2 separate regions of the Homo sapiens genome follow, and region 1 is linked to region 2. The links are chromatin contacts, found by Hi-C or POLR2A ChIA-PET in ENCODE. All regions are on one chromosome and are shown on one strand. Each heading gives the region's core, a stretch centred on a gene start or an enhancer-like site at or near the end of the contact. The rest is flanking DNA. Distances are from core to core; before and after follow the strand shown.

The links. Hi-C counts contacts between places; a loop is a spot of excess contacts on that map. ChIA-PET counts read pairs that join two places held with the same protein, here RNA polymerase II (POLR2A). Pooled maps may share reads with other maps.
Region 1: a loop to region 2 is called in a pooled map, with 7 times the contacts of the local background. The contact joins the promoter of PRKCB here to the enhancer-like site in region 2. A Hi-C loop is called at or near these places in 2 of 37 single-sample maps with no recorded cell type and 6 of 50 pooled maps. POLR2A ChIA-PET finds 5 or more read pairs at or near these places in 1 of 52 experiments (naive thymus-derived CD4-positive, alpha-beta T cell).

What each region holds. Positions count from the first base shown.
Region 1 is chr16:23,834,733-23,841,541 of GRCh38, forward strand. PRKCB (protein kinase C beta) reads left to right here and starts at 1,251. Exons shown (of 17, transcript NM_002738.7): 1 at 1,251-1,616; 2 at 2,643-2,674. The coding sequence starts at 1,444. RefSeq lists silencers at 747-1,386, 1,417-1,496, 1,827-1,906 and enhancers at 860-1,407, 1,408-1,953, 2,217-2,356.
Region 2 is chr16:22,188,626-22,194,560 of GRCh38, forward strand. It overlaps SDR42E2 (short chain dehydrogenase/reductase family 42E, member 2), which reads left to right. Exons shown (of 13, transcript NM_001394319.2): 13 at 1,514-3,126. The coding sequence ends at 1,768. Among named protein-coding and RNA genes, the nearest start is that of TRL-TAG3-1, 4.2 kb to the right of the region's middle. RefSeq lists silencers at 1,512-1,601, 1,692-1,741, 1,882-1,981 and enhancers at 1,687-2,186, 2,442-2,521, 3,022-3,081. Within about 2 kb of position 2,731, at least 41 of the 41 ENCODE cell types and tissues checked have a DNase peak (open chromatin) inside an H3K27ac peak, as active enhancers do.

The sequences.
Region 1 (6,809 bases), core at 1-2,500, 1.6 Mb after region 2:
ATTCACTTGTTCATCCATGCCCTCACTCAATCAACCAATATTTACTGGGGTCTTGGGAGGTGTCAGGCACTGAGCTTGGTGCTGGGCGACATGGTGGTGAACAGCCCCCCTGCTCTCACAGAGCCTAGGTCTGGTGAAGGAGCTCACAGCCTAATGAAGCTCTGCGTTCCCAGAGTGGGGGACATGGTGGCAGTGGGTATCTTTAGGCCTTGTGCATGAACAGGGCGCTAAATAACATTGAATTACACATTGTAGACAATTATTACCCTTTCAGTTACCTTCAGATCACATCAAGGAGAGAGTCCTGGTTGGATAGTAATGTCTTTAACACCCCTCTAGCATTTATTAATTTCCTCTCTTAACAAATAAAAGATGACTTCAGTCGAAGATGCTTAGGACAGATGACGGCACCTGGAGATATTTTAATAATGTAGATACCTCTTGCTGTTCAAACTCAGACCAAAAGAGATAGGCTTTTTTTCCCCCAGAGGGTGCACAAATACGACCAGAATTTGTGAAGACGAGTCAGAAATGAATGAAATTTGGAAAAATATTGATCTACTGAAATCCTTCCTCCCCACACTATTAGCCCTATGTTACAGTTGGGGAAACGGAGTCGTTTTGCAGAGGGGATGGACAGAAGGTAGGGAGTTCTCTTCCAAACGTGCAGGAGGCAAGCAAAGCCAAGAATCTTCTCTGTGGTGGAGTTAGAGACATATAAAATAAAGATCGCTCCTCCCCTACCTCTGCAGAACGTGTGTGTGTATGTGTGTGTAAGTGTGTGCGGCCACAAGCCTTTCCGAATGAGTGACAGCGGGAGCCCATCCCTCCAGGAGACGCGTGCAGAATGACCAATGGGATGGATGGGGGTGGATGGGTACCAGTCTCCGCAGAGGCCGGGGTGGAATTCGCTGCGCCCCACCCCTTCCACCCGCTCCCCTTCGCCCCGTAGGTCTTTCCACTCTCGCTCCTCCCCTGGGCACATCTCCTGAACGCAGCCCCGGGGGCCGAGGACGGGGTGGGGTGGGGGGCGAGGCTCGGGTCCGACGACCCCGGGCTGCGGTCCCGGCGCTGCAGAGCTGCGGCTGTGCACGCTTAGCCGCGAGGCCCGCGGTAGCCCGGGCGCCGATATGTAAAGCAGCTGGCAGCGCTGGGCGGGGCCTGGGCGCGATGCAAATGAGGAGGGCGGGGCTGGCCCGGGGCTCCGCCTCCCTCCCCCGCAGCTGGGGCCAGCGGTGCCAAGCGCAGCTGGACGAGCGGCAGCAGCTGGGCGAGTGACAGCCCCGGCTCCGCGCGCCGCGGCCGCCAGAGCCGGCGCAGGGGAAGCGCCCGCGGCCCCGGGTGCAGCAGCGGCCGCCGCCTCCCGCGCCTCCCCGGCCCGCAGCCCGCGGTCCCGCGGCCCCGGGGCCGGCACCTCTCGGGCTCCGGCTCCCCGCGCGCAAGATGGCTGACCCGGCTGCGGGGCCGCCGCCGAGCGAGGGCGAGGAGAGCACCGTGCGCTTCGCCCGCAAAGGCGCCCTCCGGCAGAAGAACGTGCATGAGGTCAAGAACCACAAATTCACCGCCCGCTTCTTCAAGCAGCCCACCTTCTGCAGCCACTGCACCGACTTCATCTGGTGAGCGCGCGCGCGCAGGGCACCTTCCCGGGCCCCCGAGGGCAGCGCCGCGCCAGGGACCCCCTCTCCGCGCCCTCTGCGCCCTCCGCGCCCTCCGCACCCTGGGACCCCGCGTCTCCGGACTCCCGGCTCCGGACCCTGCTGCCCGGGACTCCCGGATGGACAGTCCTGCCGTTGCCCTGTCCCCACCCTGGTCCCAGACGGGCCGCCGCGGGGCGCCTCCTGCCCTCTCCTGCTCTCAGGCGCCTCTAGAGCGCCCAGGGGCGGCGTCGCGGGAGCCTTTGCTCCACCTGACTAGGAGCGCGCGGGGTCTGTGCCTGCCCTGGAGGGCAGCGCCTCGGGTGCTCTCCGACCCGGGGTTCCCTATCTCTCCGCCTGCTTCCGGGCGCGAGGAGCCCTCGCCCCCCACCCCTTGTTTCCGGGGGGGGCGGCGCCCTGGGTGTCCTTCTCTATCTCCCTGCGGGCATGGGACATCCTTTCTCACTCCTCTGTGCCTCCGGGCAGCGCCCTGTGTTATCTCCCATTGCCCCTCCCCGAGGGCCTGGGTTCCCCTTTCCACTCCTCGGTCACATCACTGCGGGCCCCTTTCTTCCCCAGTCCCTCCAGTAGTGGGGCATCCTTTCCTCCTTCCCAGTCCCCCTCCCAGAGGACACCACCGCCGCGGGGTCACTCTCGCCCTCCCTCTGAATGCGTCTTTATCTCTTCTCTTTTCCCGAGGGTGCTCGGGGCATCTATGGGTACATCTGTCGCCTGCCTTCAGCCCCTACCCCGACGGAAACGCTCCCCACTATCCCGCCACCTGGTGGTCGCAGCCTCCTCTCTTCTGCAGGAGTGAAGGCAGATGGGGGTTACAGCCGAGCTCCCACCTACCCCCACAAAGGCGGAAGACTCTTGGGCACCCGCCTGTGGCTGGGAGTTTGCACCTGGGGTACAGAGGCAGGGAGGAAGGCGGGTGACTCTGTGGGTAACTAGCTGGAGGCTGGGCCCCCCGGGCTGCCTGACATACACCTCCTTCTGCTTTTGCAGGGGCTTCGGGAAGCAGGGATTCCAGTGCCAAGGTAGGCTCTGGGGCTTTGGGGATGCTATTTGTGGGAAGAGAGGGTGAAAAATACTTTATAGAAGAAGTTACTGAGTTAGGCAGAGAGTGAAAGAATCACGTTGGTCGGAGTGACCTCCCAGGCTAGGAATTCTTCACCACAACAGGGTCCTTTCAAGGGGTGTGTGTGTGACTGGGGCCGATGGCGCTTGGGAGTCTTACATGCCAAGGAAGTTCACCTACCCTTCCTGCCTTCCCGGCTCTGGAAGAGTCAAAGCGGTCTCCTGAAGCAATCCTGGCATGGTCAGTTCCGCTGGGGGAGAAAGTGTTTTCCCGGGACGTTTCTGGGAGAACCTGTCCTCCTTAGTTCCCCTTTCTCTGCCCATGTCCCTTCCTTATCTCACCCAGGGAGGTTCTGCCTCTCCCTGCCTTGCAGAGGTCTCTGCAGGTGGCTGCCGCTCCTCTGCAGATGGTGCATCCCCTAGAAAGGCGACTGTGTTTGTCGCCTGGGCCTCCTCTCTCTCTGAAAGAAGTATTTCCAGAGGGAGTGTTTCTCAGATCCTGGTTTAAATCACCCTATCTTCTGGGTTGAAACAGAAAGGTCTCCAGGGCACTGGTTACCTGAGTTCTTGCATCTGGCTTGAGATCCTGGACTCTAACCAGGGGTATCAAACCTGCTGGTGGTGAGTTGATCACGTGTAAAGTGTCCCCCTCCCCCGTCTTTGGGGCTCATGTCTAAAAGACAGATTGCAAATTGGCTCTCCAGGACCAAAAGTTACCCGCAGCTCTGTGTAGCCCTTAGGGTGTCTTACTTGTGAATTTGATGTGAACGTTTTAGAACTGGGAGATTTCACATACACATCCTAATTTCCAACTTTAACTTTGCTGAGAAATGGTCTCACTTTCGCTTGAAAACAATCGTTTGGAGCTGAGAGCCGTCGTCGTAGATGGGGAACAGCCTTACCATTTTGTCTCAGTTGATCCCAGTGGGGAACACTTCACCCATTTCTGGCCCCTGTGGGCATTTAAGTTTGCAACCTCTCATCTGGAAAGTTTGTGTGTTATGTTTTCTTTTTAATTTAAATTTTAATTTTTCACTCTTGGGCTTGGTAAGATTGAGTTTGGTAAGAAACGGCACATTTCTGGGGTATTGTATCTTTAGGGGCAAAGTGACCACCACCCTGGTGAGCTGGGTTTAAATCAAAAGAAAGTATTTGAGTGTGGAAGAGTCTGACGTGATTTAGCACTGACTGACAGTTTTGTGGCTGCACCTCCACCCTCCAGGGAAAAGTAAAGTGATCCCTAGTGAGTGTAGGTGGCATCGTCAGTGGTGCAGAATGTTTGCTTGCTGGCAGCATGGCACTGTGCTCCTCTGAGACTCTTGCATACTCTTCTGAGATCGGGGTCCCGGTGGGCTCAGTGAGCCCTGCCAACCTACCCAGCCTGTCTTACCAAGATTTGGATCCTCTGCACCACACCAGAGGACTCCTCAAGTCTCTTTAAGTGGCAACAACTTAGGCCCTGGTGCAAACAAATTTGGATTGTTTTCTAGAACTTTGACCCCTCAAACAAAATGCCAATGGTGTCTTGGCACCGGAATGTGTAATTTCTTCTTTGAGGTTGCCTTTCACTTCCATGAATCAGTTTCAGTCTTTGTCTCTTGCTGAGATCGGGGGCGATTTTTAAACATTTTTACCACGGATCTTCTATGCCACCTGCTCTGCTGTTATTGATGGATGGGAAAGTCACTTTGGAATGTGCAAGGCATGACACATTTGAAATAGGAGATCCTTTAACTCAAAGTCTGGAAGATAATAGGAATTTTCTGATGTTAAGAGAAAAAGGCAGAATTAAAGTTTGTAATGAAATATGGGCGCTCTAGAGATAGGAGTGTCTTTTTTTTTTTTTTGACAGGGTCTCACTCTTTTGCCCCGGCTGGAGTACAGTGGTATGATCAGAGCTCACTGCAGCCTCAAACTCATGGGCTCAAGTGATCCTCCTGCATCAGCCTCCTGATTAATTGGGACTACAAGTACGCACCACCATGCCTGGCTAATTTTAAAACAACTTTTGTAGAGAAGGGGTCTTGTGATGTTGCAAGACTGGTCTTGAACTCCTGGCTTCAAGCAACCCTCCCACCTCAGCCCCCAAGTGTTGGGATTATAGGTGTGAGCCACTATGCCCCTCTGGAGTGTCTATTTTTTAAATTGCCTTTCTTTTTCTCTTCCCTGCCTCCCCACCAAGAGGCAGCGTAGAGAAGTGGGCATTTGCACAGGCTACCAGGCAAGTCCCTGTCGGTCTGAATCCTAGCTTTGAGACTTCCCAGGCATATTACTTAGCCTCTCTGTATTTCAGCCTCCTTGTCTATAAAACGGAGTCAGTAACAGTACCATAGTGTGGCTGAGCAGCTCCAACTCATTGCAATATCCAAGATTCTTGGACCAGAGCTTGACACAGAGTATGCTCAGAAAATATCTGCTCTTATGATTGTCCCCAGACTACCCCAATGGTGGGGCAGCTGGCACGAGAGAAGACTGGCTCTGCAGGGTTGCTTTGCTATGGAACTGCCTGCCAGGTAAGAGTCAAAACTCAGCCATGAACTTCTGGTCACTCTGTGTAGCTGCTTTGACAGCATATTCCATTTGGGCAGCAGTAGGGAGGAGTGAGGGGAGGGGCAGATTGGCAGTCCCTGAAATTGAGATGTTTAGAATGGGAACATATAGGAAAGAGGGAAATTTATCCCTGGTACTCAGCATTGCCTGGGACTAATTCTGGAACCACTGAGGAGTTCCTTAGTATCTGATTGTTCTTGGTATCAGATATTTCCTCTGAAAGTAAATCCACTTACGATGGAATCAACAGTTTATACAAAACACATAAGGTTTTATGATCTCACTTAAGTCAGCAATCCAGAGCCCAGGGCCTCAGGTTCCTTTGAGTTTTCTGCTCCACTATCCCTGGGGAGTGACAATTATCTCATGGTCCAAAAAGGATGCTAGACGCTGGAGTCCTCACACCCTTCTTTCAGCTAGCAGGAAGGAAGAAAGGGGTAAAGAAGGGCATATAGCACATGCTCGGTGTCACTTGTTTAAGTTGCTCAAGATCCTTCTACCTACATCCTCTTAGCTAGGGTTTAATCACATACCCACACCTTGCTGTGAGGGAGCATGTGGGAAATGTAGTGTTTATTTCAGGCAGCCACTATTTAGAGGATGTTTCCATTTCAAAAATACAAGCAGAGAGAGGATGTTGTCTCTGCCACTCTGGTAGGAGGTGTGTAGGATGATCGCAAGGCAAAGAAACCATTGAGAGTAACCTTCAGGCTCTATTACATTGTCATGGAAATTGGGGACACTGCTATGGGTTGGGAGAGGAAGGATGGAAAACTCATAAACCTTGGGAAATTATGGATTTCTGTGTGCTCAGGGGAGCTTAAGAATAGATTTTCTTGCTTTCGTATGATGATAGGACGAAACTCTAGGTTGACTGCCTCATAATTTCTCCCTTTTTGTTTCCACTCTGTCTATTTCTTATAAAACCACTCTCTGGGAGGTAATTTAAGAATGTGTTTGATGACAGGGAACTGGGGCTGAAGATCCCTATTGTAAAATTGCCTAAATTCTAGAGTAGAAGTGGAACTCCTTTGACAAGCAAGGCAGATTTCTCTCTATGGCATTTTTTTCTTTGCCTTTTATTTATTTATTTATTTATTGAGACAGAGTCTCACTCTGTTGCCCAGGCTGCAGTGCAGTGGCACCATTTCGACTCACGGTAACCTCCATCTCCTGGGGCTCAAGCGATTCTTCTGCCTCAGCCTCCCAGGTTGCTGGGATTACGGGGGCCTGCCACCACGCCTGGCTAATTTTTGTATTTTTAGTAGAGATGGGGTTTCATCATTTTGGCCAGGCTGGTCTTGAACTCCTGACCTCAGGTGATCCACCCGCCTCGGACTCCCAAAGTGTTCAGATTACAGGCATGAGCTACAGTGCTGGCTGTTTCTGTGGCATTCTTTACAGGAACTTAGGACCTGCATTTGAGCTTTAATTTTAATTAAAGTCTTCTCTAAGAAGATTTTTGGTAGAGAGAAAAACCTTCTTCTTTTATTTTAAATTTTGTTTTTAGAGACAGGGTCTCACTGTGTGGCCCAGGCTGGAGGG
Region 2 (5,935 bases), core at 1,481-3,980:
AATAGCTGCCAGGGTGCAGCTGAATTGTGGTCAGGCAGGGACTTGGCTCCTCTCCCTCTTGTTTAACTTGGGGATTTCCTTGTTCAGCTCAGGGGCAATGTCCTTAACTGTGGAAGTTCCTTGGCTGTGGCTCGGGTACCCTCTGCTGGTCAATCTGTGACACATCAACCAGCCCTCCAGTTTGACTTTATAGCCTTTTATGCATTTAACATAAATGTTACCAGGCACTGTGCTGAGCAACGGAGGCAAGAAGACATAGTCCTTGCCCTTAGGGAGCTCCTAGTTCAAAGGGGAAGACAGCCCACTAACCAGGCAACTCAACACTGTAATTAGAGCCATTCTTGGGAAAATCGCGAGAAACTCCAGTGCACACAGAAGGGGCGCCTCAGCCAACTCTGAGGAAGTCAGAGAAAGCTTCCCAGAGGTGACATCTAGAGACATCTAGGTGTATTAGGGACCCTGCTTATCTAGCGTAACTCAACTCCTGTGCTCCCCAAAGCCCTGCACTTACTGACTAGGAAAAAAAGGGACAAATACTGGCCTCTCTCCTCACCCCCCATTAAGCATCCAAGACCACAGGTTTGACCCCAGGGGCTGTTTCAATGCCATGGGAGAATCCAGCAGCTGGTGGATTCTTCCCCAGGGTCCGGCTGAGGAAAAAGAGAGGAAGAAATGAGTCAGGTGGGAGAACATCTCCAGGTGCCAGCACAGCAGAGAAGAAATTAGGCTAGAACCTGGCTCCCCTGTGCGACCCCAGGCAAGTCACTCAACCTCTCTGACCTTTTTCCAAGTATGCACAGAACAGATAGTGCTAGTACCACCTGAGAGGATTAAATGAGGTAGGGCATAGAAAGGATTTAGTCCAGGCCAAATGCAGGGTGTGTGTTCCTTAACTGCTGATAGCTATCATTACTACCCTTCAAACCAGTGGGCCCCAAGCCATCTGGCAGCAGGGGAAACACAGCTTAGACCCTGGAGAGCAATCAGTTCTGCATAATCGAATTCCTCTCTTAGGGAAGCTTAGTTAATAAGCGAGGGCATGAAGGCTGCGACTGGGGCCCTCCTGGTCACAGTTGGTCTGGGGTTGGGGGCAGGAAGCCAAGGTCGTTTCCTGCAGATGTTTCTGGCAGGCGTTCACCTTCTCCTAGCGGATGCCTAAGAATGTATCAAGGGCCTCCTGAGTCCCAGCACCGTGCTAGGCCGGGAAGATGAGTGTAGGGGTGAGACCTTTGCTTCTTAGGGACCAAGGAGTTAAATAGGGTGCGAATTCAGCGGGGCTGGAGGGGGCGACGCAAAGGCGGCACCCTCCAATAAAAATGAACATGTAAGGAAGAAAGGAAGACCTCTCTAATGAGGGCATCGCAGGAGCAAGACGCTGCACTCGGGTCCTTTTAAATCACTATGTAATGGAGGGGAAATCCCTGCCCTCTCTTTTCCCTTTCCGTAAACAACGAAGTAGAGGATGTCCTCCTCCCACGAGGCCCGCCCTCGGATGCCCCGCCTGTCCCCGCAGGTGCGCAGCGTGGCCGTGACGCACACCTTCCAGATAGCCAAGGCCCGCGCCCAGCTCGGCTACGCGCCGGATAAGTTTAGGTTCGCCGACGCCGTGGAGCTATACGTGCAGTCCACGACCCGGCGGCCCCGCGGCTCCACGGCGCGGACCCTCCTGCGCCTGCTGCTCAGGCTGCTGCTGTTCCTCGGCTTGCTCGCCCTGGCCCTGCACTTCCTAGGCCTGCAGCCTCTGCACGCCGCCGTGGAGCGCCTGTGACCGTCCGCCGTCCGCCGCCCGCTAGGGTCGGCCCCGCTGCACCCTCGCCCACGCCCGGCTCCCTGGGCTTGTACCAGCCCCTGCCCCGCCTTCTGGGTTTGAGCGCGCCTCCGCTCCGCCCCTTGAATCCTGGTCACGCCCCCGAGCCGCTCTCCAGACCTAGCCCGGACCGCCGACTTCTGGCCACGCCCCTATCTACTCCCAGACCTTGCCTTGCGCCCTTCCTGTGTTTTGGCCCCGCCCCTGTCCTGTCCCGCCCCGCCCTCCGAAGTGGGCACGCTCCTGCTCCGCCCCCTGAATCCTGGCCACGTCCCTGGTCGGCCCAGACGCGTAGCCCCGAGTCTCTTTCCATGTTTTGACCACGCCCTTGACCCGCCCTTCAAATTGGGCACGCCTTCTTCCCCGCTCACTGATTTCCTGGCCTAGCCCCTGAGCAGACCTCCAGACCTAGCCCCGCCCCCGTTTTATAACCCCGCCCCTGCTTCACGGCTTGGGCACGCCTCTTCCCCGCCCCCTGACTTCAGAGCCTAGTCCTGAGCCGCTCTCCAGGCCTAACCCCGCCTTCATGTCATAGCCACGCCCCTTCCCGCCCTTCCATGTTTGGGCACGCCTTCTGAGTCCTGGTCACGCCTCTGTCCCGCCCCCTGAATCTTTCCTACGTCCATGACCCTCCCTCCAGGCCCTGGCCCTGCCCCTTTTTTCCTCCCTCCGGCCTGTCCGGTTTCTGATATGGGCCAAGGCTCACAGCTTCCTCCGCCTTCTGGACCTTCTCCTAGTCCCTGCCCAGTCCCGGCCCACCCCCAGATTCTCCCTCATTCTGGTTTCGCCCCCTTTCTGGTCCTCCCCGCGCGCTTGAGCCCACCCTTTGGCTTCTCCTTTTGGGTCTGTCCTTGCTCCTGCCTCTGGACCCGGTCCCGCCCTTCTCGCGTGTAATTGAGTCCTGGCCCCGCCCCCTCCCTCTCTGGCTTCACCCCTTTCCAGCTCCGCCTCCCGGGTAGGTTCTCCCCGGAACCAGGCTGCCGCGTCGCTATGGGCTAACGCAGGCTCGGGTGACGTTGGTATGAGTTTGCGCCGTCGGCTGCTGCTCTGTCTGGTAACATTGCATTCGATCCACCCCGACCCAATGTTCTGGGCTTCTCATTCACACAGATCTGTGTGTTGACAGCCAGGGTTTGGGGAAAAACCGAGACTCAAGCTTCTGCCGAGCCCGACTTGGCCTTTTTGGGTTCCTGTCTGAGGATGACAGCATAGTAAGCACAGGTTTTAGTACCAGAAAGAGCATGAAAAATTTAAAAAAAAAAACTCTTAAAATAATTGGATGTCTCGATGAAGTACCAATAAAGCTATAATGGGAAAAATAGAGTTTAGTTGGTTATATTTTATGATTTAGTACTGTTTCTATTTATTAATTAGAGGTAGTGGTAATCACCATAATCTTTAAAGTTTAAGGTCACGAAACTTCTTTATCTAGCCCTGCTCTCCACAGAAACTTCGCCTCCTATCATCTTGGTATCAGTTATCAGTTGTAAGTACCAAGACATCAGTGTGTAAATACAACCATGTATAGATCATAATATGCACACGTGGGACTGGCAGAGAAGAAAAGCACCACAAGCCTGAGGTGGATGGGATCGAAAGGGCTCATCAGAACCAACATGGCCACCGCAGTGTGTGTCCCACTCTGCTGAACAAGGTGAGCAGTTTGGGAAGGAGCTAAAAAAAAATGTATGCTCCTCTCTGCTAGGCTGAATTTTATGTGTGTATATAATTTTTGAAAGAATAATAATCCTATGTCTGTTTAATGCTTGACAGTGTAAAAGAGCTTTCATCTATGTGATCTTATTTAATTCTTACAGCTACTCTTAAATAGGGTTTATTACTCTCCTTTTATAGATGACGAAAACTGGGGCTTTGTCTCATTCCAAAGAGCAGAGGAGGGTGGGGGTTTCTGCTCTACAGCTGGGGGAATTTGGAGGAGCACCGCCTAAGCCGCCACTGGCCTAAACACAACACGTGGTAACTTCTACTCTTCTACACTCTGGCCATGCCAAGGCTTGCGGTTGAACTCTGGTCTCGTTCTCTCAGAGCCGCAAACCTCGGACCATTTGAAGCTGGCGGTCCTGGGGCTTCCTTTCCTCTCGATAACATGTTTACATCCAAACTCACTTCCTTCCTCTCTTTCTTCTCCCTGCTAATCCTGGGAAATCTGTTCTTCGAGCAGGAAAAACAATCTCACACTGCTCACGTTATTTTCTAGATCTTTTGACTAGTGCCAAACCTACTTTTGAAAATCCAAAAGCCAAGAATCAATTTATTTGTTTTCTGGATTTCTCCAACTCATCTATTTCCTAACACTCTGGAAGCAGAATGTGTAAACCCTGGGCATGGGGACAACATGGATCGCTATGTCAAAAAAGCTTTTTTCCTTTCAAGCATCTTTATCCAATGGAAAAGGAGGTGGCATCCCCACCCAACAGGAAAACTGAATCACTGTAAGAATTTTTGAGACTGCCCAGACCACTAGCCTCCATGAGGTTCTGAAAGGGCAAGTAGGAGGTTCTAGCTTACTTGGAGACGCTAAAGAGAAGCATCGCAAATGCAGAAAACAGAATTGTCACAGTGGGCAGCCCAAGGTGACATAGTCGATCTGAAGGGATTATCAAGACAAACTCATAGGCTTTCCATTATGGGTGCTGAAGCTATTCCCAGTTGTAAACCCAATGCCAGGCATCTAAAACATCCTCAAGTCTCTCTCATCTTGAAAATATCTTCCCAGCAGGGCACAGTGGCTCACACCTGTAATCCCAACATTTTGGGAGGCTAAGGCTGGAGGATTGCTTGAGGTCGGGAGTTCAAAACCACCCTGGGCGATTTGGTGAGAACCCTGCTTCTACATAAAAAAAAATTTTTTTTAATTAGCCAGGTGTGGTGGCACCCAGGAGGCTGAGGCAAGAGAATCACTTGAGTCCAGGAGTTTGAGTCTGCAGTAAGCTATGATTGCACCACTACACTCCAGCCTGGGCAACAGGGTGAGACCCCATCTTTAAAATTTAAAAAAATCCTCCTTTGATTCCCCCATTTTCCCTCCCACAACTGTTCCTTTTGCTCCTCCTTTTCAAAATCAAATTTTGTGATGAATTGACCATACTTATGTTTCCATTTCTTCTCCTCAACCCATTCCAAAATGGCTTTCAGATCATCAATGATCTTGTCCATAAATCTTAATAGATATTTTTCCGTCTTTATTTTGCCAATTATCTTAGCTGTGTTCAGCATAGTTGACTGCCCCCTCCTTCTTGATCCGCATTTCTTGGTCTCTATGAAACCACACCTGTTTTCCACGTATATTGCTGGCCAGTCCTTTCCCGTCTCTTTCGCATCTCTTTCACTGGCTTTTCTTCCACTGCCCTCCCTTTAAGATGATGTCTCTCGGGTCTCTGTCTTGGCCCCTCTTCTCCCTCTGTGGGATCTTTCTGGATGAGTTCATCCCTTCCCATGGCCTCAGTCTCTAATACCTCCCAAATCTGTATCATTTCCTTGGAGTGCTCTCTTGACCTCCAGAAATCTATGTCCAACCTCCTACTCAACCCCATATCCCACAAGAATCTCCAGCTCAATGAAAATCAAACTGAAGTCATCATCTCCCACAAACCTGCTTTCCATCTATCTTGTGTTCCCTCCCAGGAGAGGAGAGGCACCACCAGCCATCCAATGACCCAAGCCCAAATCCTGGGCGTCACTTTTGACGTGATCCTCTTCTTCTCGACATGCTCATCTGTGGATTCTGTCAAATCTATCTCTAAAATGTCTCCCTGACTCACTCCTTCTGTCCCGCACCCGGCCACTATTGTGGTACAAACCACTGTCCTTTCTCCTAGACAATTGCAATAGGCATTGAATGGGACCTCCTGTCCCTGCTGCCAGCGGGAACTTTCTTTTCTTTCTTTGTTTCTTTGTTTCTTTCTCTTTTTTTTGACACGGAGTTTCACTCAATCGCCCAGACTGGAGTGCAGTGGTGCGATCTCGGCTCACTGCAACCTCCGCCTCCCAGGTTCAAGCAATTCTCCTGTCTCAGCCTCCCAAATAGCTGGGATTACAGGTGCGTACCACCATGCCCAGCTAAATTTTGTATTTTTGGTAGAGACGGGGTTTCACCGTGTTGGCCAG